2 separate regions of the Homo sapiens genome follow, and region 2 is linked to region 1. The links are chromatin loops, found by intact Hi-C in ENCODE. Cell type or tissue: A673. All regions are shown on one strand. Each heading gives the region's core, and the rest is flanking DNA. Links, peaks and the distances in the headings are about the cores only.

Region 1 (12,605 bases), core at 1,913-9,912:
TCAAAGATTCCATCCTCAATAGTGAGGATTGACAGATCAGAAGTGCCACCTCTTAGGTCAAAGATGAGCACATTTCTTTCTGCTTCAACCTTTTTGTCTAAGCCATAAGCAATAGCAGCCTAAGCCATAAGCAATAGCAGCAATAGTTGGCTCATTGATAATTCTTTTTTTTTTTTTAGATGGAGTCTTGCTCTGTTGCCCAGGCTGGCATGCAGTGGTGGGATCTTGGCTTGCTGCAACCTTTGCCTCCTGGGTTCAAGTGATTCTGGTGCCTGAGCCTCCCGAGTAGCTGGGATTACAGGCACACACCACCAAGCCTGGCTAATTTTTGTATTTTTAGTAGAGACGTGGTTTCGCTATGTTGGCCAGGCTGGTCTCGCACTCCTGACTTTAGGTGATCCACCCGCCTCAGCCTCCCAGAGGGCTGGGATTACAAGGGTGAGCCACCACACCTGGCCTTGATAATTCTAAGTACATTGAGACTAGCAATGGTTCCAACATCCTCGGTAGTCAGATGTTGAGAATCATTAATGTAAGTTGGCATTGTGACCACAGCATTGGTAACAGTCTTCTCAGGGTAGGCTTCTGCAATTTCTTTAATCATTGTCAGACCATAAATGACACCTCCTCTGGATGGAAACTTTTTGTCTCTTACTTGTATTCTACTTGGACTTTGGGACTATCTGCATCATTCACCAGCAAGAACGACCAATGCTTCATATCAGACTGGACAACAGCATCATCATATCTGCATCCAATCAGATGTTTGGCATCAAAAATCATGTTGATGGGGTTCATTGCAACTTGGTTCTTTGTGGGATCACCAATTAGTCATTTGGTATCAGTAAAGGCAACAGAGCTTGGGATGGTTTGATTTCCCTGATCATTGGCAAGTATCTCCAATATTCTGTGCTAAACGACATCCACACAAGAGTAGGTGGTGCCAAGATCAATACCAACTTGATCCCTTAGATCCCTTAGACATAGCAACAGGTCCCTTAGACATAGTTACTTGCATGTAGGTTTGGCTTGGCTTGCAAAGAATACACACGAATCTCGAAGGCTGCCACTATGTTCAATGAGCCATTTCACTTGTTGATTCTGTGAATTTGACAATTTTACATACATCATAAAAATTGAATCATGCTTTATTTGTTATTTGTCCTTTTGTGACTGGCTTATTTTATGCAGTATAATGTCCTCAAGGTCTAATCATGTTGTCACATATTGTAGAATTTCTTTTTTAAAGGCTGAATAGTATTCCAGTGTATATATATACTACATTTTCTTTATCTATTTATCTGTTGATGGTCATTTAGGTTGTTTCTACATCTTGGCTATTATGAATAGTGCTGCAATGAACACAGGAGTGCTAATATCTCTTTGAGATTCTGATTTCAATTCTTTTAGATAAATACCCATAAGCGGGATTGCTGGATCATATGGTAGTTCTATTTTTAGTTTTATGAGGAACCTTCATTCTGTTTTCCATAGCATCTGCATCATTTTGCATTCCCACCAACAGTGTATAAAGGTGCTTTTAATTACTCCTAATCCACACCAATGCTTGTTGTCTTTTTTGTTTGTTTGTTTAGGAGACGGTCTTTCTCTGTCACCCAGGCTGGAGTGCAGTGGCATGATCATAGCTAACTCCAGCTTTGAAATCCTGGGCTCAAGCAATCCTCCTGCCTCAGCCTCTTGAGTAGCTAGGGCTACAGGTGGGTGCCACCACACCGGGCTATTACATTTTTTTTTTTTTTTTTGTAGAGACAGGGTCTTACTATGTTGCCCGGGCTGGTCTTGAACTCCTGGTCTCCAGTGATCCTCCTGCTTCAGCCTCCCAAAGTACTGGGATTACAGGCACGAAGCCACCACACCTAGTCGGCAATGGTTTCTTAAGTATGAAACCAAAAGCACAAGGAAAAAAAGGGGAAAAAAGATAAATTGGACTTCATCAAAATTTAAAACTTTATGCTTTCATGGACACATCAAGAAAGTGAAAAGACAACCCATAGAATCACAGAAAATATTTGGAAATCTGATAACAGTCTAGAATCCCAAATACATATAAAATTACAACTCAACAACAAAAAACAACCCAATCAAAATGAACAAAGAAATAGACATTTTTTTCCGTGGAGTATATAAAAGTGAACAATAAGCATATGAACAGATGCTTAACATCATTAGCCAATAGAAGAATATGAATAAAAACCATAATGAGATACTACTTCTCTAGCATGGCTGTAATTTTTTAAAAAGTGAAAATAAATTTTGGAAAGGATTTGGAGAAATGAGAACCCTCACACATTGTTGACGGGAATGTAAAATGGTGCAGCTGTTGTTGAAAAGTTTATTAGTTCCTCAATAAATTAAACATAGAATGACCATATAGCAATTCAACTCCTAGATACATACTTGAGAAAACTGGTAATATATATTCACACAAAAACTTGTACGCAAATAGCAGCATTATTCATAGCATCCAAAAAGTGGAAGCAACCCAAATTTCAATTATTCAACTCTAAAAATGAATGAAATACAGATACATGATACAATGTGGATGAACCCTAAAAAATTATGGTAAGTGAAAGTAGCCAGAAACAAAAGGTCACATATTGTATGATTCCATTTACATGAAATGTGCAGAATAGGTAAATCCATAGATTTATGGAGAGCGTAGATTTATTTGGAATGTAGATTAATGGTTACCAGGAGCTGGGGGTGGGAAGGAATGGGAGTGACTTTTTAATGTGTATAAGTTACTTTTGGGGTGATTAAATGTTCTGGAATTAGATAGTGGTGGTGGTTGCATAATATTGTGAATGTATATATTTCTATTATGTGGTTGGTGTTTTATTAATTTGTAGAAACTATATGTGGTGGATATAAAATTCTTTTTTAATATGCTGCAAATATTTTCTTTCAGTCTTTTGTCTATCTACTAAATTTCCTTGTGTTATCTTTTTCTGTACAGAAGTTGAAAATTTTTACATACATGTGTTAATTTTTACATACATACACATACATGTGTAAATTTTTACATACATGTGCAAATTTTTACATACATGTGTTAATGTTTTTTCTTATGGCTTTTGAATTTGAATCTTAAGAAGATATCTCCCACTCCAACATTATAAAAATATTTTCAGTGTTTTCCTCTAATGCTTCTGAGCTCTTATTTTTTAATTAAAAAAATTTTTGTTTTTGAAGCAGGGTCTCACTGTGTCTCCCATTCTGGGAGTAGAGTGGCATGATCTCGGCTTGTTGCAACCTCTGCTTCCCAGGCCCAAGCAATCCTCCTACCTCAGCCTCCCGAGTAGCTGGGACCACAATTGTGCGCCACCACGCCTGGCTAATTTTTCATAGAGACGGTGTTTCACTAGTTGCCCAGGCTGGTCTCGAACTCCTGAGCTCAAGTGATCTGACTGCGCTGGCCTCCCAAAGTGGTGGGATTACAGGCATGAGCCACTGTGCCTGGTCTGAGCTTTTATTTTTAAATGAAGGTTTTAAAAGCATCTATAATTTTTTGTGCTTTGGGCATGAAGTGAGAGTTTAACTATTTTTTTCCAAGTAGTGCTGTACAATTTATTGAACAATTCATGCTTTCCCTACCAATTTGAACTATTACCAGTATCATATTTTGATAATAACATTGAAAACGTAGCAGTCTTTGGCAGTCAGGTCTTTCAGAGATTCCTGTGTAATGATTGATGGTTATTATAGCCTATTCTATTTTAATTATAAATGTACTAAAATAATGCAACTTATCTCTAAGCAGTTATTTTAAGTATTTTTCTCTGGAAGGCATTTTTGTGAAATTATTCGGTTGTCTCATCAATTTTGATGGTGGATATATTCATCTGCTCAGGCTGCCATAACAAACTACCATAGAGCGGGAGGCTTGCCCAACAGAAATTTATTTTCTCACAGTTGTGGAGACTGGAAAACCACCGTCAAGTTCCAGCAGGGTGGGTGTCTGATGAGTGTTCTCCCCTTGGGTTGCAGACAGCTGCCTTCCCTCTGTGTGCTCACGTGGCCTCCTTGGTGTGCTTGTGTGGAAAGAGGAAGGAAGAGGGGGAGGGTAAAGGAGGGAGAAGAGGAGGGGAGAACGAGCACTCTCTGGTGTCTCTTCTTATGAGGACACTAATCCTATCAGATTGGATCAACTCTAAGATAATACTTTAATATATTACTTAGTAATTTTTATAACTTTCTAAGTATTTTCTTTTAAGTACCTTCTTACTTAATACTTAGAAAAATTCCTGGCTGGGCATGGTGGCTCACGCCTATAATCCCAGTACTTTGGGAGGCTGAGATTGGCGGGGGATCACCTTTGGTCAGGAGTTGGAGACCAGCCTGGCCAACATGGTAAAACCCTGTCTCTACTAAAAATACAAAAATTAGCCAGGCATGGTGGTGGGCACCTGTAATCCCAGCTACTTGGGAAGCTGAGGCAGGAGAATCGCTTAAACCCGGGAGGCGGAGGTTGGAATAAGCCAAGATCGAGACACTGCGCTCTAGCCTGGGCAACAGAGCAAGGCTCCATCTCAAAAAAAAAAAAAAAAAAAGAAAAAGGAAAAAAAAGAGAAAAATTCCTTCCTTCCTTCCTCCTTCCCTCCCTCCCTCCCTCCCTCCCTCCCTCCCTCCCTTCCTTCCTTCCTTCCTTCCTTCCTTCCTTCCTTCCTGTTCTGTATCCATTCTACCTTCTTTTGGCAGAAGCATGCCCATTTCCTTTGGGAAGATTCTTTTTTTGACCCTGGATAAATTCTGGTAGGAATATTGATCAAGATACCCTGCCCTCTCCTAGTGTAGGAGTAGTGATGTGGACCCAAGCTAGGTCAATTAGAAGCTTCCTCTTGAATTTGATCTATGAATGGAGTAATAAAAAGACCGCATAAAGTGTTAAGCAGTTCTTGCTCTACATCTTCTGGAGCTCCCTGGTTTCTGCTTTGGTTTCTGAGGAGTTGGTTTTTCCAGTCTCTTCTTAAACCTGTTCGCTGCCCTGTAGCCTTCAAATAAATTCCCTCTTTTCCTAAGTTAGCCAGAGTTGGGTTTTGTCACAACCAAAAAACTCCAACTCATATAAGGGTGGTTCATTAAATCATTTGGCAAATATTTATTAAGTACTTACTATTTGCCAAGGGCTGTACTAGTCACCGGGGAGGGCTTTCCAAGTGTTTAATGCGCTGATCTCTTTTGTCAATAAGAAAGAAAACTGGGAGTTAACTCTCTGCCTTCATTATAAGTGCCAAGAAAAAAAAGAGACTCTAGGAGACTCCCAGTGCTCCACAGGAGAATAATTAACTATCATTAAATAAAGTTTAATAGAAACAATAAAAACACTAACGTTAACATTATGATGATTTTGTCTAGTTGAATTAATTCAGAGCTTTAATAATTTCCAACTTTGTAACAAGTTTCTTTAGAGGTCATAGTTATTGTTATACTCCTGAGTAAATTTGGGTAAATCCTTGTTGCTCACCACTCAGGCACACATTACATAGTGTTGCCTATGTGAGAAGCAGCTCTATCAAAAACCAATGCCAATTATTTGAGGCATTTGCATTTGGGACTTATTAATAGCCATGGGTGAAAAAGATATTCACTTGGTACTTACGGCCTTTAAAAGATGAAGCAGTAGTTTGAAGGAACCAGTGGTTTGGGAGAATTAAATACTGATTCCTATTGTACCCCGTTGACATACACAGTTTAAGCTCTGATCTTGTCTTAAATTATTGGAATTGTGGAAACTGCTCCATTAATAACAATTTTAGTAACTTTGGGGGCTTAGTAATTGGTTTCAACATGACCTTTCTCTTGAAACATTTAGACTCTCCTTTCAGATTCCAGACATAGAACTAGTGTAGATTCTTTGGCATAATTGATTTGGAGTTCAAATGTAAAAGCACTCTTTTCTCTTACAGAAGCATCTGAATTCATATCTCATGTATCTCCTGATCAGCAGCCAAATGTCTCTTTGAACTGAACTTTGGTTTCAATTGCCTGTGAAAGAACACGATTCTTCTCATCTTCCTCCAAGCATTCTTCTTACTGCAATTTTATTTGCCCTTGAAAGAGCCTGTCTTTGCAATTGGCCCTTGCACGGGTGTCCCTTTAAAATTGGGTTTCCAGATCCATAAAAATTCTAATTTAAAATACTATTGGTTATGACTTCCTATTCTTGGTAAAAGAAAACAAATACTCTTGGTGATTTGAAACTAAGATATTTTCATCTTTGGGACAAATTTTGTAGCATTTAAATTTATTCATTGTGTGGAGAAAAAAGTTATTTTGAAAAATTGATGAAATTTTTGAATATTCTCTTTAATCTGTGATATTTTAGAAAAATTCAAAAAGTGTAAGTTTCTTAACTCATACAAATCCATAAAATGATGGGCCACAAAGCTCAATGCAAGGAAAAAAATAATCAATGTGCCCTACAGCATCCCCAAAGTAAATTGTGCTAATATGATGTATTTTAAGCCAGACCATCTTGAAAATAACCTTCAAATTTGGTGAAAATATGTCCACTTGTTTTTACAGCTAGAGAACAGACAAAACTAGAGAACAGGTGTTAATTACATACAGGTAAGACATAAGTGATCTGTGCAGTCATTGATGACCCTGGCCCTTTCTTCCGTGACTTCTGCTACTCATTAGTATCTCCACCAGAGGGCAGACAGTAAAAGAGAAAGGAAAGGAGAGGAAAGGACATGAGGCTCTTGCAACCCAGCAAAGAACTTGAAACTCTTTAAGCCCATCTCTGAATTCATTCTGAGGTCCTGATGGATCTAGTTTATTTGAATGACAGTATTAGCTCTGATAGGGAACTGGGTCCCAATCATGACTCAGCCACTTCAGGTAGTCAAGAACTATTTACTGAGTGTCTGGTATATGTGAGGCACTGTTCTGGACACGGGATACAGTACAGACAAAAATGTTAGTTTGTGGAACTCGCAGTCTAGTGTTGTATTATAATCCCCATGAGCCTCAGTTTCTTTATCTGTACCATGGGGACAATAACACTGGAGTTTCTGTGAGCATTTAAATGAGATACTTAAGCACCTAACAAAGTTTATTATATTTTAATTTATACCTTGTACAGTTTTATATAGCGCCTATACAATTTTTAAATTTTATACTTTACAGTCCATACACAGTTTTATATTATTTATTATAATTTATAGTCTGTACATAGTCTATGTAGTGTCTATAAAGTTTTGAATTCTATTTGACATCATTCCATAAACACTTTTCTATGAGTGATTCTACTTAGTATTTTAATGGTTATACAACATTTCATCGTGTTGATTTGTCATAACACTTCAACACTGCTCTATTCTATTAGATACTTGGTCATAGAAAGTTCTCAGTAATTATTTGTTGAAAAAAATGCATGAACATCACATACTTATATTACTTGCATCTTTTCAACATTATAAATAACACTTTATTTTCTGAATAATGTTTCTGGTAACTACTCTAAAAGTAGGATTATTGTATCAAAATGCATGACACAAGGCATGAATAGTTTCATGATCCTCAATATATATTACCATCATGCTGCTGTAAAGACTGGTACTAATTTAAAACTAATAACTACATTGGGGTTTAATTTGTATTATTTAATTATTAATATTGTTGAATTTCTTTTGTATAGTTACTTACTATTTGAATATCCATGTAGTCAAACTTATCTGTTTGTGGACCAGGACAATCTCGAGAGAAGACAGGGCAGGCCTTCTATGTAAGATGTTAGCTACAAGAGCACAAATAACCACCTGAGCCATAAGGGCATCAGGAGCAGAAAATGAGGTGACAGAAGGAAGAGCCATGCAGAAAATAAAAGGGAAGGGCATAAGAGACAGATGTTACAGTTTTGCCAAACTTACAGATGATAGATAAAGACTATTACCACAAAGGAGAACCTTTTTGTTACATCATATCGAGGGTGGGGCTGTTTTGTGCAATGAGCACCTGCAATGTTGCAAGTGAAGTTGGTGAACCCTGGTATCTTGGTTGGAGTTGAGAGTGCTGATGTAGCACTAGGCATGGAAACGTTGATGAATTAGTATGAATTGGGGCCTGGTTTGCAATGTGATTTGCATATCTGTGGTTTGGGGTTATGCATGCCGTATATTTACCCCTTTGCCCTGAAGAATAAAATTGGTTGAGTAGTTGAAATTAAGCAATGAGTCTTTGATCTGAAATGGTTTGGTAAAATAAGCAATTGTGTGGTTTTAAAAAATACTGCATATTGAAATATTTTCAAACCTACAGAGAAGTTACAAATGCAGTGCAAATAACTTCCATATCTGTTTCACCTAGATTCTTGTTAACATTTTACTGCATTTGCTCCCTCTTTCTCATATATATATAAACATTATTACATATATAAATAATATATAAACATTATTATATTAATGTGTATATATATATACACATTAGTCTTTTTCTGAACCACTTGAGAGTAAGCTGAAGACATGATGTTCTATGATCCTTAAATATTCCAGTGTGTCTTTCCCCTAGCAAGTCCACTCTCCTAACCTACCAGCATACAGCTCTCCAGGTCAGGAAATCCACAGTGGTACAACACTACCACTCAATCTGCAGACCCAATTAAAACTTTGCCAACTGTCCCAACAATGTCTCCTTTTCCTTTCTGGTCCATGATTCCATCCAGGAACACTTAGTTACCAGCAATTAGTTGTCATCAGTGTCCATCTAGTATTTAGTTGTCGTATCTCTTCAGGCTCCTTCAATCGGAGAGAGTTCCATAGATTTTTCCTGTCTTTCATGTCCTCAACAGTTTTAGCAACTACTGATTTTACATTTTGTAGGATGAGCCACGTTTCCTTATGACTAGACTCAGGCCACATTTTCTTGGCAGGAATACCCTAGAAATGATGCTGTGTTCTTCTTGGTGCATTGCATCAGAGAGCACACAATGCCAACCTATCCTGTCACTGGTAGTGTTAACTCTAATCACGGGGTATATTGGTGTCTGCAGGTTTCTCTAGCATAACAATGTCCCTTTTTTTTCTCTTTGTAATTGATCAGTATTTTGTGGGGAGATATTCCCAGATTATGCCAACATCCTGTTTCTCATCGATCTTCTACCCACCACCCTTAACTGCCTGAATCAACCAGGCAGTTAATTCAGTTATGTTATGGTGGCCAAATATTGATTCTCATTCCCATCAATCTTTCTACACTTATTAGTTGGCATTCTACTGTATGGAACAGAAGGGCTTCTCCTCTGTTCCAGTTATCTATTGCTGTACATCAAGCTAGACCCAAATTTACTGGCTTAAAACAACAAGAATTTAGCTCATGAATCTGCAATCTAGGCAAGGTGATATTTTAGCTGGGGCAGTCAGCTGGGGTTAGAGGATCCAGTTCCAAGGTGGTTCATCACTCACATGACTGACTAGTTGTTGCTGTCTTTTGACTGGGACCTCAGCTGAGGCTGCCAGCCAGAACCCTCACATGAGGCCTTGCTATGTAGCTGCTTGATTTCATCCCAGCATTGGGGTTGAGATTTAACAGCAAGTATCCCAAGAGAGCAAGGTGGAAGTGCATGGCCTTTTTCTAATACAACCTCAGAAGTCACACAGCTTTCATTTCCATTGTATTCTGTTGGTTGAGGCAGTCATAAATATCCATCTAGGGTCAATGGATGGGGACATAGCTCTTACCACTTGATGGGAAGATTGTTAACATCACATTGTAAGAACAGCCTATAGGATAGAATATATTGTGGTGGGTATCTTTGTAGATATAGTCTGCCCTATCCTTTATTTATTTATTATTTATGTATGTATGTATGTCAATATGGACTCATGGAGTCCTATTTTGTATAATTGGTTGCGATCCATTACTATCAACGTTTATTTTGATGCTCAAATTTTCCCAGATTTGACCACTGGGAGCCCCTTTCAAGGTGGTCTCGGTGTCCTTTTGACTTGTTCCCATTATTCTTTGAGCACTTTTTCTTTAGTGGAGGGTGGTATATGAAAACTATTATCTGAGCTCTTGGTGGGCTCATTGCTGCTGGGCTATTATTGCTTGCAGGTGCTCTTAGCAGACAGGGCTGGAAAATATATGTATGTATATATTAATACATACATGTGCATATATACACATATGTACATCTATAACTATTTTTATATCTCTCTGAGTATATATATTTAAAACATGAATTTATACCCAAACCTCCAATTTCAACCCAGAATGTTAACATTCGGTCTGGTCTTCCTCCTTTCTGTTTTTAGTATCTTCTCCAACAGTGAGAAGCCTGCCACTTATCTTCAATATAATCTTCACTTATTTGCTCAATTAATGTAAACAGTCTCTAAACCACATGAGTCTACTCTCCCACCTACCACTTCAACACCCCACCACCAGTGATCTACATTCTCAAACAGGATCAGGCACATTACCAACGAACTTCCAGGTGGCATTCTGTATCGCTTCAGCATCCCATGTCTTTGGTCACCAATAGGCACTCCTCCAGCACATCTCTGCACAGCTCCCCTCCTCTCTGAAACTGGTCAAAATGTGGTACAGGGTCTTCACTTTTTGAAAATCCACACTAGCTCCTTTTTCATCTTTAAAAAATGCAAATTCGATCATGTTGTTCCCCTGCTTAAAACCCCTGAATGACTTTCTGGTCCTTAGGCTAAATCCAAAAACTATAATATGGCCTACAAAACCCTACATCATTTGACATCCTGCCTGCTTCTTCAGTATCATCTGAATTATTTCTCTGGGTTCAGTCAGTTTCCCAGAGTGGAATCTTCCAATCTTCCGCTTGGCATGTGTAACCTGGCTGTCAGTATTTTGGGAACTGAGTCAAGGATGGGGACTGGAGGTCTCAATGTTCAGAAGGCAGACTCCAACTTAATCCCAGTTTTCAACATAGCTTCTCAGTGGGCCCTCAGCTGTGCTTGGTTTAAATGTTTTCTCCCCTGCTGGGATGGAGGGAGGGATTTGGGGGCTGTTTCTTATCATCATGTTCAATCTATCATCCTGTTTTCAACTCCATACCAAAACTCCCACTTTCAGAGATAACTGGTACCCTCAAAACCTGAGCTTTTTGAGGTTTGGAGTATAAACCGCATCCTTGGGTTTTGGCTTTTTCTAATCTGCTAAACCACTCATTTAGCCATTCTCTAGTTTCCATATTTGCACATGTACACGCATGCACGCGTGTGTGCTTCTTGCTTATTATAGCCTCTCCCCCTTTTTCCTTTGTACTCACTGCATTTGGCCTTTTAATCCCCTGTTCTTTTTTTGTGGGATCTCAGGAAGGAGCTCAGATAAGTGCATGTGTTCAATTTGCCCAATTTAATTGGAAGTGAAGTTGTTTTAAATAACAAACACCTGTTTCATTTTAAAGCCAATCCCATGAACAAAAACTGGATTTCCTGGAATCATGAAATATTATAACAAAAAATGTTCATCCAGTCCATTGTTTCTTGTCTTTTTGCTACCAAGTATCTCTTTTATTATATTATATCTACCCCTCACTCCAACCCCACAATTGAAAAGATTCAGACTTCCAAACCTTAGTTTGGGAAACTTTGCTCAAGTCAATGCCCTCGTTTTACAGATGAAAAGACTGAGGCCAAGAGATAGAAGTGATTTGTTGAAGTCTAACCACTAATAAGGGGCCAAGTTAGGATGGGCACCCAAGTCTCCTACTTCCTCTTCTGCTGCTTTTCTATCTAGGATGTGAGATTTCTGACTGCCCCCAAACTGATGGGAGGGTGAGGGAAAACTTTCCTTCTGACTGTGGTTTTTCTTAGCAACATCATTACTGGCATTGAAACATTACTTCTTCTGGTGGCTAAGAGGAAAATGCTCTCCGCCACCTTGAAGGCCACAGGTGGCCAGACATTCTGGGAATCACTGGAGCTTTCTCAGGGCCACAGGGGAACCGTTTGTTTGAAATGTAATAAAGGTTCCTTTACACCAAACGTGGAGAAAAAGCTGCACTGGGAACACAACAGAATCAGCGTGAGAGGTCTTTTCTAGCCACTTAACCAGCCAATCAGCAAGGGGGCGCCTGCTGGGAACTCTTTCCTCTCCTGGAAGTTACCAGGGATACACGGGCTTGGCCCTGAAGGGGCTTCTGATCAAATTGCAGAGACCAGACAGCTTATCGAACAGCTTATAACCTCTCTAAAGGCAGGACCTTTCTTATTCTTATTTCTTGTGGGCCTCAGTGCCCCAGGCCTCCTGCTGGACACATGTTAGTTACCTATAGCTTAATTAAAGCTTCTTTGGTGCATTATTTCCTCTCCCCAAAGTGGAAATAATGAGCGAGTGCTGAGCTGATGTGACCACGTAGCCCCATTCCCCAAGGTAAAGTGACTACATACATTTTGTCTTGGAAACTCACTGCCTTCTGCAGAGTCCTTTTTCACTGGTAAAGGTTAAGTTTTGTTATTCTCCTGGATCTTTTGAAAACAATGCCTATAAATGAGGAAGCTAGCAATAAAACCCCTACTGTTTGTATAGGCTTTGTAGCTTACTGTGATCTAATTTAATCTCCTATCTTGTCTTTTTCCTCAGTGCTTTGTACACAAATGTTATTG
Region 2 (12,605 bases), core at 2,868-10,867, 980 kb after region 1:
ATTATTACTAATGATCTCCATATCCAATGCACTATATATAAATCATTCATACTAGGCTGAAGTGGTGCTCTTGATTAGTTGCAATCTAACTGCCTGATGTGCATTTTTCATCACTGTTAATGTTGCTCAAAAAAGACGTAGTTCTGCTCAGATGTTCATGTGGTTCCAGAATAGTGCTAAGTTAGAATCTTTCAAGGGAAGACATTTCAGAAAGTACTTAGATCCAGACTACAAAAAATATTTCTGGCTCTTGTGCTGCATATACCAGAGCAAGTCTGTAGAAATTGGCTTCATATACATCAGGCTGATTCTGCAAGGAGGCTAGCAAAAAATGCTTTAAAAAATAAACTGCCCTATATGTAGCATTTTGCCTTGGTGAGATAAACAGAAGACTGGGGAAAAACAAAGGGCTCTTCTCTGCTCACTTCTCCATTGTTTTCAAGCTGGTTCCTTTAGGAGTGTGTCACCCCATTTATGACTAGAGAAGGCCAGTTAATACATTGATCTATGTCAGATACCACAGGTTACTTGCCATCACTGAACAATTCCCAACATGTACAACTTCCCTCACCCTTTATCTCTCTATTCCACTCAAGAATTCATTTCCAAAAAATAAACTGTTCACTGTCTTAATACTGAATGTGGGCTAACTACCGTTTAAGAAAAAGAAATTAGAATGTTTGACAGGACCATCACTGAACTCAGCCAAATAATGCATACCAGAGGCAAAAACAGCAGAAGCTATTAAACAAAGGTTACAAATACATCTCACAGGACTGACTATTGGTTTTGGAGATAGGCTAGACCCTGCAAGCAGAGCCCTATGTCCAAACCTGGACAGCTCATTAAGAGATCATCTAGCCCAGACCTTAATTAGCACCACTGCCTGTTGTTTCTTCCTACATAGATAATAATATTCTACTTCCTTCAGTTCTCAGCCTCTTATAACAAAACGGTCAGCAGAGATTGGCTATGGAGGTAAAATACATAAATTGGAGGTGAGCAGAAGAAGGGCCTAAAAGCCGGGTTCAAGATGTTGACATCAAATAATATATGTATATATGAATATGCACATAATGTGAATATGCATACATGTGTATGGATAGATATCTTTCTCAAATAGATGTTAAAAGTATGATTTCTGTTAGTTTAGAAAATGGTACAAATTTTTACTTTTTAAAAATAATTACCTGATTATACTGTAATTTTAATACCTATATTAATGCTATTTCTATTTTCAAGGGACTTTGGGCGGCATATAGGTCACACTTTATCTTATTAATGAGTATATCTTTACATCGCTATATATGCTTTGAAACTCCTAATGCAATTTTTTTAATGGGACGTTTACTCAAAGACTTCGCAGAAAATAATCGTGTTAATAAAAGAGACAGTTTTCCCATTACAATGATCAGTGCTCTCAGACAATTAATGCTGCAACACTCTGTATTGTCACTTTCTTCCTCAAGGCCTAGAGAACTTCTCGGTTTACATTATTGGCTGAAGCTTCTTTTCTTTCTGGCAATATAGGCATTTCTAATGATGAGACCTGCCAAAACTTGTCAATGCTATTTTTCTTCTTTTCCATTAGAGGTGACTGTGGCTGAATAGCCAAGTAATCTATAGTCTAACTTCATTTAATTGTTTTTACTACATGACATGAAGAAATATAGTGAGTAATCACTTCTGTTTTACATGAAGCAAATTGCTAGTGCTTTCCACAGCAATATGAACAAGACTTAATTTGTGCAATTTCCCTTGAACATCCTGTTCAAATCCTAGCAGGGTAAGTTCCGCCCTCTTTGGTTCTCTAGTGAGTGAAGACCAGATTGGATCAGTGGATCTCGATTATTTTCCCTTCTGTAGTCCTCTTCAAAATAAAGTCAGAGAATAGTTGGTCTTGGCTAAAACTGGCATATTCCTCTCCCTCCAGCAACATCTCTCAAGAAAAATGGGTTTATTATCTTTGTTTATTTGTTCCCAAACCTCACTTCTCATATGGCAATATTTATTTTTTTGTTTTTTTAATGGTTTTGTTTTGTAAATACACGGTGTCTGATAGTTATATAGTCTAATTACAGAAAATTTGGAAAATACAGATAATAAAGGAAAAAATGACCTATTACCCACCTTTTTCAATCAGAAATAATCATTTTTAGCACTTTTGCATATCTTTTTCAAGTCTTTTTTCTTTCTTACATATTGGATACATATAATTTTACACCTTGGTTTATCATTTGGTAGTATAACATAAACATTTTCCTTTTATCTTAAAATATTTGTAAACATCTTTTTTTAATGGCCATTATGTATTGCCTTGTCTAGATATATCATAAATCACATAGCATTTGCCTTGTTGAACATTTGGGTTCCTTCATATTTTCTATTATCACAAATAATGCTTGGTGAAAATATCTGAAATGAAGTTTTTTCTTTATTTCATATTATTTATTTAGGACAAAGTCCCAGAAGTAGAATTATTGGTATGAACATTATTAAGGCTTTTGCAGCAAACTGCCAAATCTACACCAACTAATATTTCATCATGTCCTTATTAGTCATTCATTTACTCAACCAATATTTATTAATCACCTACTATGTATCAGGCACTGTGCTAGGTGATATGGATATAGTAGTGAGCAAAAAAGAAACAAAATTCATGCCCTCAAGGAACTAATATTCTAGAAAAGTGGATAAGATAAAAATACAGTATGATACCAGTTAATGATGAGTAATATAAAGAAAAATAGAAGCTGATAAAGGCATAGAAAATGAAAGACAATAAAGTTCATTACATAGGATGGTCAGAGTAGGCCACTATGATGAAGGAACATTTGATCAAATATCTGAATGAAGTAAGAAAGTAAACCTGGAGAGGTCTGAATGAAAATTAAATGGGTTAATACATATAAAGTCCTTAGGACAGTGCTTTGCCTAGGAAGCATTCCATATGTGTTAGTTTTTATTATTACTTGTAATGCTAGAATATTCCATTCACCTTTTCTGGTGACATTATTATGGTGGTGTGATCCTGAAAGAGTCAAAAAGGATCTATCATATACTTCTATTATTTGATTGTTTATGTCCCCTCCAATATTCATGTTTAAACTTAATGCCCAATGCAACCGTATTAAGAGGCAGGACCTTTTGGGAAGTGATGAAGACATGAATGGATTGGTAATTTATAAAAGAGGTCCAGGGAATAAGCTAGGTTTTTTTTTTGTTTTTTTTTGTTTTGTTTTTTGGCCCTTTCAACTTCCACCATGTAAGGACACAGGGTACTTCCCTCTGGAGGACACAGCAAGAAGGCAGCATCTTGGAAGCAGAAGGAGTAACTGCCTCCCGCACTGAATGTCAGTGCCTTAATCTTGGACTTCCCAGCCTCCAAAACTGTGAGAAAATAAACTTCTGTTCTTTATTTTAAAACAAAAGTAAAGTCTGCAGAAACCTTGGAGAAAAATCATTTTAGACAGATAAAAAAGCAGGCACAAGGCCCTGAGAAAAAAAAAGAATGCATGGCATGTTTAAAGAACAAATCAAAGGGCAATATGGCTAGAAGGTTATGAGCAATGTTTGAGGGGGGACATAGCAAGACATGAAGTCCAATAAATAGTGACCAAATCATGTAAAGCCTTGTAGGGCATTGTAAAGATTTTTTAAATTTTTCAAGTTTTTTAAAGTGTGGTGAGAAGTCAACCTTTGGAAGCCAGAGAGCAGACAGATCATAAGATCTTGTTTAAGTTTTAAAATGATCATCCTGGTTGCCGTGTGAAAAACTATATGAGAACAAAGATGGATCTAGGGATATCAATTAGAAGGCTGTTTCAGTATTCCAGGTAAGAAATGATGGTGGTTTGTTCTAGAGTGTTAGTAATGAATGAGAAGAAAATTATTCAGATAAAGAATATAGTTTGAAGGTAGAGTCAGCATTTGTTAATTGGTTGGGTGTCAGGTGTTAAAAAAGAGAAATCAAGAATGACTAACATTTGGGACTTGAAAAATTGCACTGAGCATTATTTTAATTTTTAAAATAAACAGGCATTTATTGTTTCTAATTTGTATGTATACATGTACATACAAATTGTGGTAAGAACATTTAACATGAGATCTACCCTCTTAAAATTGTAAGTGTACAATACAGTATTGTTATTTAAGGCACTATGTTGGACAAAAGATCTCTAGAACTTATTTGCCTTGCATAAGAGAAACTTTATATTCACTGAATATCATTTATGTTGATTACTGAAGGTTGAGGTTTTTTTCAGTTATTTTTTTTCCATTTCCCATTTCTATTTCCTCTCTTGTGAATTATTTTTTCATGTCTTTGCCCAAATGGCATTTATAAAATTATTTCCTCCCTTAGCTTCTATTTTCTTGTTATCTTGTATGGCTTGTACCTCTCTGATCTTATTCTAACTTCCTCTCTCTTGAAGGCTCCTCTTATTTCACTAAACTCTTAAATGCAGTGTTTCTCAATATTTCATCTTTGCTTCTCTTTTTACTCTATACAGTCAACTTTCTGTATCCATGAGTTCCACATCTGTAGATGTAATCAAACGTGAATCAAAAATATTTGGAAAATAATTCCACAAAGTTCCCAAAAGCAAAACTTGAATTTGCTGCACAGCAAGTACTTTGTTGAATCCATGTGAATAAAGTGATGTGTAGGTATTGTATTAGATTTTCTTTTTTAGAGATGGGGTCTTGCTATGTTGCCCAGGCTGGACTCAAACTCACGGGACCAAAGGATCCTCCTGCCTCAGCCTCCCAAGTAGTTCGGACAATAGGCATGTACACCCTTGCGTCCGGTGTATTAGGTATTGTTAAGTAATCTAGAGATGACTTAAAGTATATACTTAGGTCATATGCAAATATTATACCATTTTATATCATGAACTTGACTACCTGTGGATTTTGGTATCTATGGTGGGGGGTACTGTAACCTGGTCCCCACAGATATCAAAAGATGACTGTATATACTCTCTAGCTAAGCTCACCTACCTGCCCCTACGATTTCAACTACTATGTTGATTGATGACACCCAGATCTCTAATTCTAGACTTTATCTTCAGATCTGTATTTTTTTAGAACAAGCTCTTGCTCTGTCATTTAGACTGGAGTGCCATGGTGCAATCATGGCTCACTTGCAGTCTCAACATCCCAGGCACAAGCAAGCAATCCTCCCACCTCAGAGTGCTGAGTAGCTGGGACTAAAGAGATGTACCACCACGCCCAGTTAATTTTTTTTTTAAAAAAGAGATGGGGTCTCACTATGTTGCCCAAGCTTGTCTGGAACTCCTGTGCTCAAGTAATCCTCCTTCCTTGGCCTCCTAAGCTGCTAGGATTACAGGCAGGAACCAGTGCGCCCAGCCAGATCTGTAATTTCCATCTGGCACAATCCATCTCCATCTGGATATCTAGCTGGTGTCTCACATCGAATAAGTCCAAACCTGACTGCATTATCCCCACTGAAACCAACTTTTTCTTCTGTGTTCCCTATTCTGCTTCATGGCATTACCTAGTTTCCCAAGACAAAAGCCTCAGAGTCACTCCCTCCTTCTTCCTCACACCCTAAATTAAATCAATTTCCGAGAATCATTGATTCTACCTTATCAGTGCTTCTCAAATTTGTCCACTCCTCTCCATGTTACTGTCACTGCCTTGGTTCATGTCCTCATAATTGGTCACAGTTGCAGTACTGCCTCTTTATTGGTCTCACTGCTACTATACTCCTAATCTACTTCAATCCTTCCTCCATACTGGTGATGTCTTTCTAACACAAGGTTGATTCACCTTGCCCTCACTTTAAAACCCCTTATCTCGTTCAGTTGACACTACTACAACATAGCACACTGCTTAATTTTGGATAAACCTCAGGAAAAACACCATTTTCTAGGATTATCTCCATGCAGCAAAATACCAACCCATTCATTCATTCAACAAATGTGTACTAAGCCTCTTCTGTATGTCAGACACATAAATGGAAATAAGACGTTATCCCTGACCTCTGTTCCCCAGGCTCGGATAGGAAATAAAATGGCACTCTCTTGTCCTAGATTGGTATTCCCCATTGCTAATTTAACCTAGTGTTCTTTCACAGCCCTAAGGTCATGTGGAATGTGATTCTCCATATTCTCTGACTAAAAAACATCCTAGACACTCTTTAAGAATCAATTCAAATAACTGACTATTTATAAAACTATATCAATCTTTGAGTTTCCAGAGCATTCTAATTATTCCTCTACTATAGCATTTGTTATATGACCGGAGTATGCTTATATATCTGTCTCCCAAAGATGATTTTTTAATGTCTCTGTAGCACCAGGTAAACAGAGGCTTTGAAGAAGGTTTGATAAATTAGCAAATGAATGAATGGAAGAATGAGCAAATGAAAATTTTCCTTCATGAAAATTGTTCTGTGATATATAACCAAAAGTATGTAAACTGAAGTTTTCAGTAAAAGGAGAGACCAGTGCATGAGACCTGGAGAGCCTCTGTGGAAAACAGGAGCCTTCAAGACCCATTGTCACAGATCATCAGTGTAAATGTTAATTTTTTTCCCTTTCAATAGTAAAGCAGTTCCAAGTATTTTGCTAAATATCTGGGACCAGTGTTCTCTCACTATGTCTACTGCTGTTTTACACATTTTCTTAAGGATACTTTATTCCATGTTTTACAGAAGTAAATTGTTAAAACTTTCTCTCTTCCATGTTAAATTACCAGTTAAAATACTTCCCTTGCACTGAACTCTAATTGTTTACATTAAAATTACCTCACTTTCACAAGTTGTCCGATGTTTCATCAAAGCAATATCTCAAATAGTGAAAAGAACAAAACAATGAAGAAAATGTAGCATCCTTATGTTGACACTTCATGAATTCTAAACCAAAAATAAATGGTGTCACACCTAAGTGTTGCGATTTTATTAGACTAAACAGGAAAGATATATCACAAATGTACTAGCAGCATATGAATACATGAACAGAGTACATCTATAATAAATACCAACCCAGTAAAGCAGTGTGACATTATAGCCCCTACCCAAGATAACTGAAAGAAGGTACGAACTGAAAAAAATATAAATAATAATATCTCATATTATGTTTATAATTATCTGGAACATATATAAAGAATTGGCCAGAATCAGAAGAAGAATAAAAAGAGTAATCGCTCCCAATATTTTAGTGAGTGTCCTAAAGCCTATTTCCTTTCTCTTAAAACTGTATACCAACCCAAACCTTAAAAGTAGTTTAAAAAGAGAAGAAAAAAAGAAGGAAGGAGGGAAGGAAGAAAAGAAGGAACGAAGGAAGGAAGGAAGGAAGGAAGGAAGGAAGGAAGGAAGGAATTAGAGTGATTTTATTGATAATTTAAAATGTAAGATTATTCTCAAGTCTAAGCAATAAGTATTAATTGGCCAATCAACTGTACTGTTCTTCTCCCTTAGCGGTCACTAGATCTCATTAGTGAAATTAATACTATCTTCCCCAAAAAAGTTTCTTTTTTTTTTGACTTGCTTCACAATTCTGAAATGCTTTCTTACATTGCTTAAAGCTTTAAGCGTATGAGTCACAGTCACAAAAACATATTCATTTGAAGTATAAAGTAAGCAAATAAGTGATGTATTCATGTGTCTGTAAATGATGCTTATGAAATCCTTGTCCACAATGTATGTATGTTTTCATAAATATTCATTTAAAAAGTGTCAGCCCCACACACATAAACACAAACACATTTTTGGGCTACTTAATAGAACAGATCACACATCAGTATCACTCAAATGCTTACAATTAAGCAGAGCAGCTTAAAAAAAGAAAATCATTAATGTTAAAGGCAGGAGGGGGATAAGGCACAGAGTTTAAATTCAAAATGTTGACCACAAACTTTTTGTTGATAGGAATTGAGTAAGCTAAAAACAGTACCAAAATTTTAGGTTGAGAAGGCTTCCAGCCACTGTGTAGTTATAGTGTATTTATACACCTCTATATTTAAACACAGGTGGTAATTAGCAAGATTGAAACACCTTTAATAAGGTATCATCATAGGTGCAAAGGATGTGTAGCATAAGATTAGTTCATTATCAATAACTTTCCTGAATTAATCATCTCTTAGGACATTTAATTTTAAATGTACCTGAAAAAAACCTGGATTATTGAGATAAGCCATCTGCAGTATCTCTTTCTAATTTCTCTGAACAACTGAAGAGTTTTCTTAAAATGTCTGTATGCAGCTGGGGCATAGGGATTGCAATATCTAATAAACCAATTGTCCATCTAATCTGGCACCTTCTCTTTGACAGGTGTCTAAACCAGATAGAGACATTAGAGGTAATATACACACTTAGAATCCACCAATTATGCAAAACCATGCAACTGGGAAATTTTCTCTTTGACCTTAGCCAGTGATCAGATTTTCCCAGAAGTATGCAAACTGATAGCCACGTACTTTTATTTTGGCTGTTTAAAAACCATCATTCATACAGGCAACTAAAAACACTAAGTCGATTCCAAACCTTAAAACATTAAAATGAAAGTGGATTTCCTTTAATATAAATGCATAGAAATTCTATTGAAAGTTACATATATATGTATAATATGCATCAGCATCCTGAATACTTACAACACCTTTCAACTAAATAGAAAAACAATTGAAAAATAAATATATGGTGATTTCAAAAGGGAAACCGAGGCTATAGAACCATAAAAACTGAGGATTTGAGTAAACAGTGGAAGCTGGAACCATCCAGATGAATGAATGACTTTTTCCATTGTTCATCCAAATGCAAGCATCTGCTGAAAGGTTAGAGGAAATCGACATGACAAAGAAGATACCAATATTATGAATTCTACAAGTTCCGTGATAATTGTCCCAATTTTTTTAAGTTTTAGTCAGATTTTAGTATCACACAGATATAGTCCAAGTAACAAAAAATACACCAAAGAATAAAATACACGTAATTCAACACTCAACAACTGGATACTGATATTCTCAGTATTCCCTAAACTGTAAAAATGTGGATATTAATTTTCCTAAACTTTTGAATAACTGCTTCATTCTATCATTAATAGTTCTACCTTGAACATATATATTTTGAAATTTTATTAACTTTAAAACAGAAAAATACCTTCTGACCTTTACATATATTTATCTTTCCATTCTTTGTTTCATTATCAAAGATCTTCTCTCAGTCGTAATACAGAAATTTGCTTACAGCTACAAATTGACAGAAAAGTAATATTAGTTTCTCAGGACTTTAGCCGGTATTGCAAAAGACTTGACATGGATTGCAATTCAGCTCATCATAGAGATTGTGATTCCAAAATTTAATTTCATAACTCATAATCAGCCACAAAAACATTACAACAGAATATGAGAAACATTAAAAGGCAATTTCCTCATTGTTGACTACTTATTAATTTACAACTTAGTCGAATAAAATTAAAACAACCAGTATGCTTTCTGGTGACTGGTAAAATGACTGTTTTACAAATTTCAAATAAATGTATTCAAATGCATTTGGTCTCTGTAATAAAAGTGGGACATAGATATTGTAATAAGACTTTTTTTATTTGAAAAGGAAAAATAACCAATTCTACTGGAAAATTCAAGCATCATTTATATTATGTTTTCCTATCATCACTAACTAGGCTTCTTCAAAGTCTACAAAATCATAATTTGAAAGAACATATTTTTTCAATGTAATAGCTATTATGAAACTATTTTACAGCTGTGAATGTTCTATTAGAACAAAAAATGCTCCATAGAATACATACATACCAATAGGAATGCACAAATCAAACTTCTCTTTCTGTGATTATTTTTTAAAAATTGCTTGAGTAGGGACAAAGAGGGTTGTAGGAAGATTTTCAGGAAAATGACAGAGATGGCACTGATTTTTCGTTCAGCTTAATCATTTATTTCTAGCAAATTCAATTCCCCAGCCTTTTACAGCAGTTACTTTCAGGGACCAACAGGCTGGCATGAAATTAAATTAACAAGCAGATTCCCATTCTGAATTAGTGACTCCCAGCTGTCTGTCCCATCTAGTTTCCATGGCAGTAGCACAATCAGTGGAAAATGAGGTACAGGAAATTTTAAGAAGCCACTGTATCAAGCCCCTTAAGTCAATTTCTTTAAGCTGATGAATCAGTACAGTGGGCAGGGGTGGGGGCAGGGAAGGGGGAGTAGGGTGTAGAATTGAATTTAAAGTTTTTAATTTCCTGCCTTGCTGAAAAGGTCAGTGTGTTTCTGTTTCTGTAATTGTTGTAGAATGCAAGCAACATCTCCTTATACATTTTATAGAAGGCTGTAGATTCACGATGGCATTTAGTTCATTGGGCATTTTATAGTAACCCAAGAGTGTTTAAGATATTTTACATGTATTTTAAAGTGTTTTATTTTATTTTTTCTTTCTCTTTTGACATGGATATTAAGGGTCATCGGCCTGTTAAGTGACTCCAAAACACCCAGAAACTAGGTAAACAATTTTCTCAAACAACCAGATGTTTTTCACCCCAAACAGTTGGATGGTTAACAGAATGGTGCAGTCACATATTTGGGTGTCACCTAGATTCAGTCATAGAAATTTGTCATAAGCACCCAGAGAAAAAGTATTAACCTTGGCACATATCTACCATAAACAGAAATATAAAGGCTCCCAGGTAAGAACTTCATAGGGGATTATCCACCCATGTGAAAAGAGATTTTTAACATGTTTTTATGTGTCCATTTTCCAATTAGCTTCTCCACTCTTACAGTTAGAATAGAGCGGGGGTGGAGAATCCAATATTTCAGAATCATTACATCACATTAAAAACATCATCCAAGAGGTAGTGGTTAGTTGGCATATATGCATGTTTCACCATATGCTATTGTTTACCTAAAGTGGAGGCTCGGACAGGAAGTACAATTTAGAATAATTTTTTAAGTTGTAAATTATCCAAGATTATACTTCCAGGCCTTGAAATGGGTCCTGAAGTTACATAAAAATCTAATAGACTTCATTTATTAGACTCTAAGTTACTATTTTAAAATATTAGGGATCCATGTCACCTGTAAAAATATTTACTTTTCAAATTTAAATTAGCTTAATTTCTATACAGAAATGTTAGCATTGCAATTGATATAAATATTGTTATATAATAATTTTCAGTCTATGCCATCATATTCCAATTTCCTCAGCCCTATTTTTCATGGGTTCCAAATGTAAGCAATTTTGCTGGTCTTGCTAAATTGTACCACAGCACGTCTAGCAAACTACAAAATCTCTATACATTATATAAATTGCCATAACAGAGCACCGAATACTGAACAGACACCTATGGTTGGTCATCAAGGTTGTTAAGAATAATTAAAAGCTGTGTGAAGCCTTTTATAGCATTCACCTGCTCAAACTAAGCATGGTTCTAGCTGGTTATATTTGATATTTACTTTCCTCTGTTCTAAAAAAAATCAATGGAAAACAGAAAGGAATAAAAATAATATATTAAGCCAGGATTCAGAATATTTTTACCTTTTAGGGGAAGGAAAAATAATAGCAATCTCCATTCAAAGTAGTGATTTAATCTAACACTCAGAAGCTGTAGAAGATTTAAAGAAATTGTGGTATATGTGAGCATTTCTGAAATTTGATTCCTTTTAATTTTTATAATCAGCAGTTACACTTCCAGTCGTGGGTATATGCTGTTGGTCACAATTGCTAAATTCTGTACCTTACAATATTTTTCATCTGCCTGTAGTCATACTAGGAATCCAGTTTAAACCTTTCTTCTAAATGTTAAGTGATGGGAAGCTTTTTAAGTACGCATGGATTATTAATTTTGTGGTTAAAATCCACAGCAATTTAACAAATATATATAATTTTAATAAAGCTATTGTACATGTTTTATATCTGATTCAAGGCATTCACAAGCAATTGCTTCCGTGTGTGTGTGTGTGTGTGTGTGTGAGAGAGAGAGAGAGAGAGAGAGAACAAATATGAGTACTATAAGAAAATTTGTTTTCATCAAAAAAATTAATCACTGACTCAGTTATTCAAAGTACTGGTCTTCTTTTGACCTCTGGTCATTTATAAGTAAGTAAATAAATAAATGCATAAATAATAATAATTAACTTGTTTTGGGAAACTTTAGGGAATTTATTAACCATAATCTATACCAACTACTTGATAGCTTTACTTAAATCTGAAACTGAATGACTTAGGAAAAGCAAGCTTCAAGCAAAAATTATATGGACTCCAAATGTCTATCTCTAACATAGAATATGAAAAATGTTTGTTTTATTAATTAACACTAAAATTTCTTACTACTTCCAAGTTTTTAAGGCTGTCACAGAAAATAAATTTCCACTAAGTTTTCTGTTTTCAGAAACAACATATCAGGAATGTTTTGCAGTTTGACAATTTAAAGTAATATTGTATAGAATAAACTTGAATGCTAGACTGTTCTGCTTCAGCAAGAATCTTTCTGGTAAAGGTATCAGAAAGGATCAATGACTATGAGGGAAACTATGATTATGTCGGTGTTATTTACACATATAATAGCTGAATTGAAACACTGAGAATTCTAGGGTATTCAGACTGAATTAGGCCTTTGAATGTGATGATAGTT

The links. Hi-C counts contacts between places; a loop is a spot of excess contacts. Peaks named below come from ENCODE experiments on the same cell type or tissue, not always from the same donor. Only the 100,000 strongest peaks of a DNase experiment are listed, where the experiment ranks them.
Region 2: a loop joins it to region 1, with 2.3 times the contacts of the local background. A loop is called at or near these places in 1 of 110 quality-filtered maps.

The regions. Positions count from the first base shown.
Region 1 is chrX:124,204,847-124,217,451 of GRCh38, forward strand. It overlaps the pseudogene HSPA8P20. Among named protein-coding and RNA genes, the nearest start is that of TEX13D, 120 kb to the right of the region's middle. RefSeq lists an enhancer at 12,131-12,605. In A673, for the core only: a CTCF peak has its summit at 6,659 (motif pointing right); DNase peaks (open chromatin) are centred at 4,035 and 6,695; H3K27ac peaks cover 2,173 bases.
Region 2 is chrX:125,188,712-125,201,316 of GRCh38, forward strand. All of the region lies in intron 1 of TENM1 (teneurin transmembrane protein 1), which reads right to left. Among named protein-coding and RNA genes, the nearest start is that of TENM1, 9.3 kb to the right of the region's middle. In A673, for the core only: no CTCF peak of the experiment used is centred there; DNase peaks (open chromatin) are centred at 7,520 and 10,050; H3K4me3 peaks cover 1,998 bases; H3K27ac peaks cover 3,607 bases.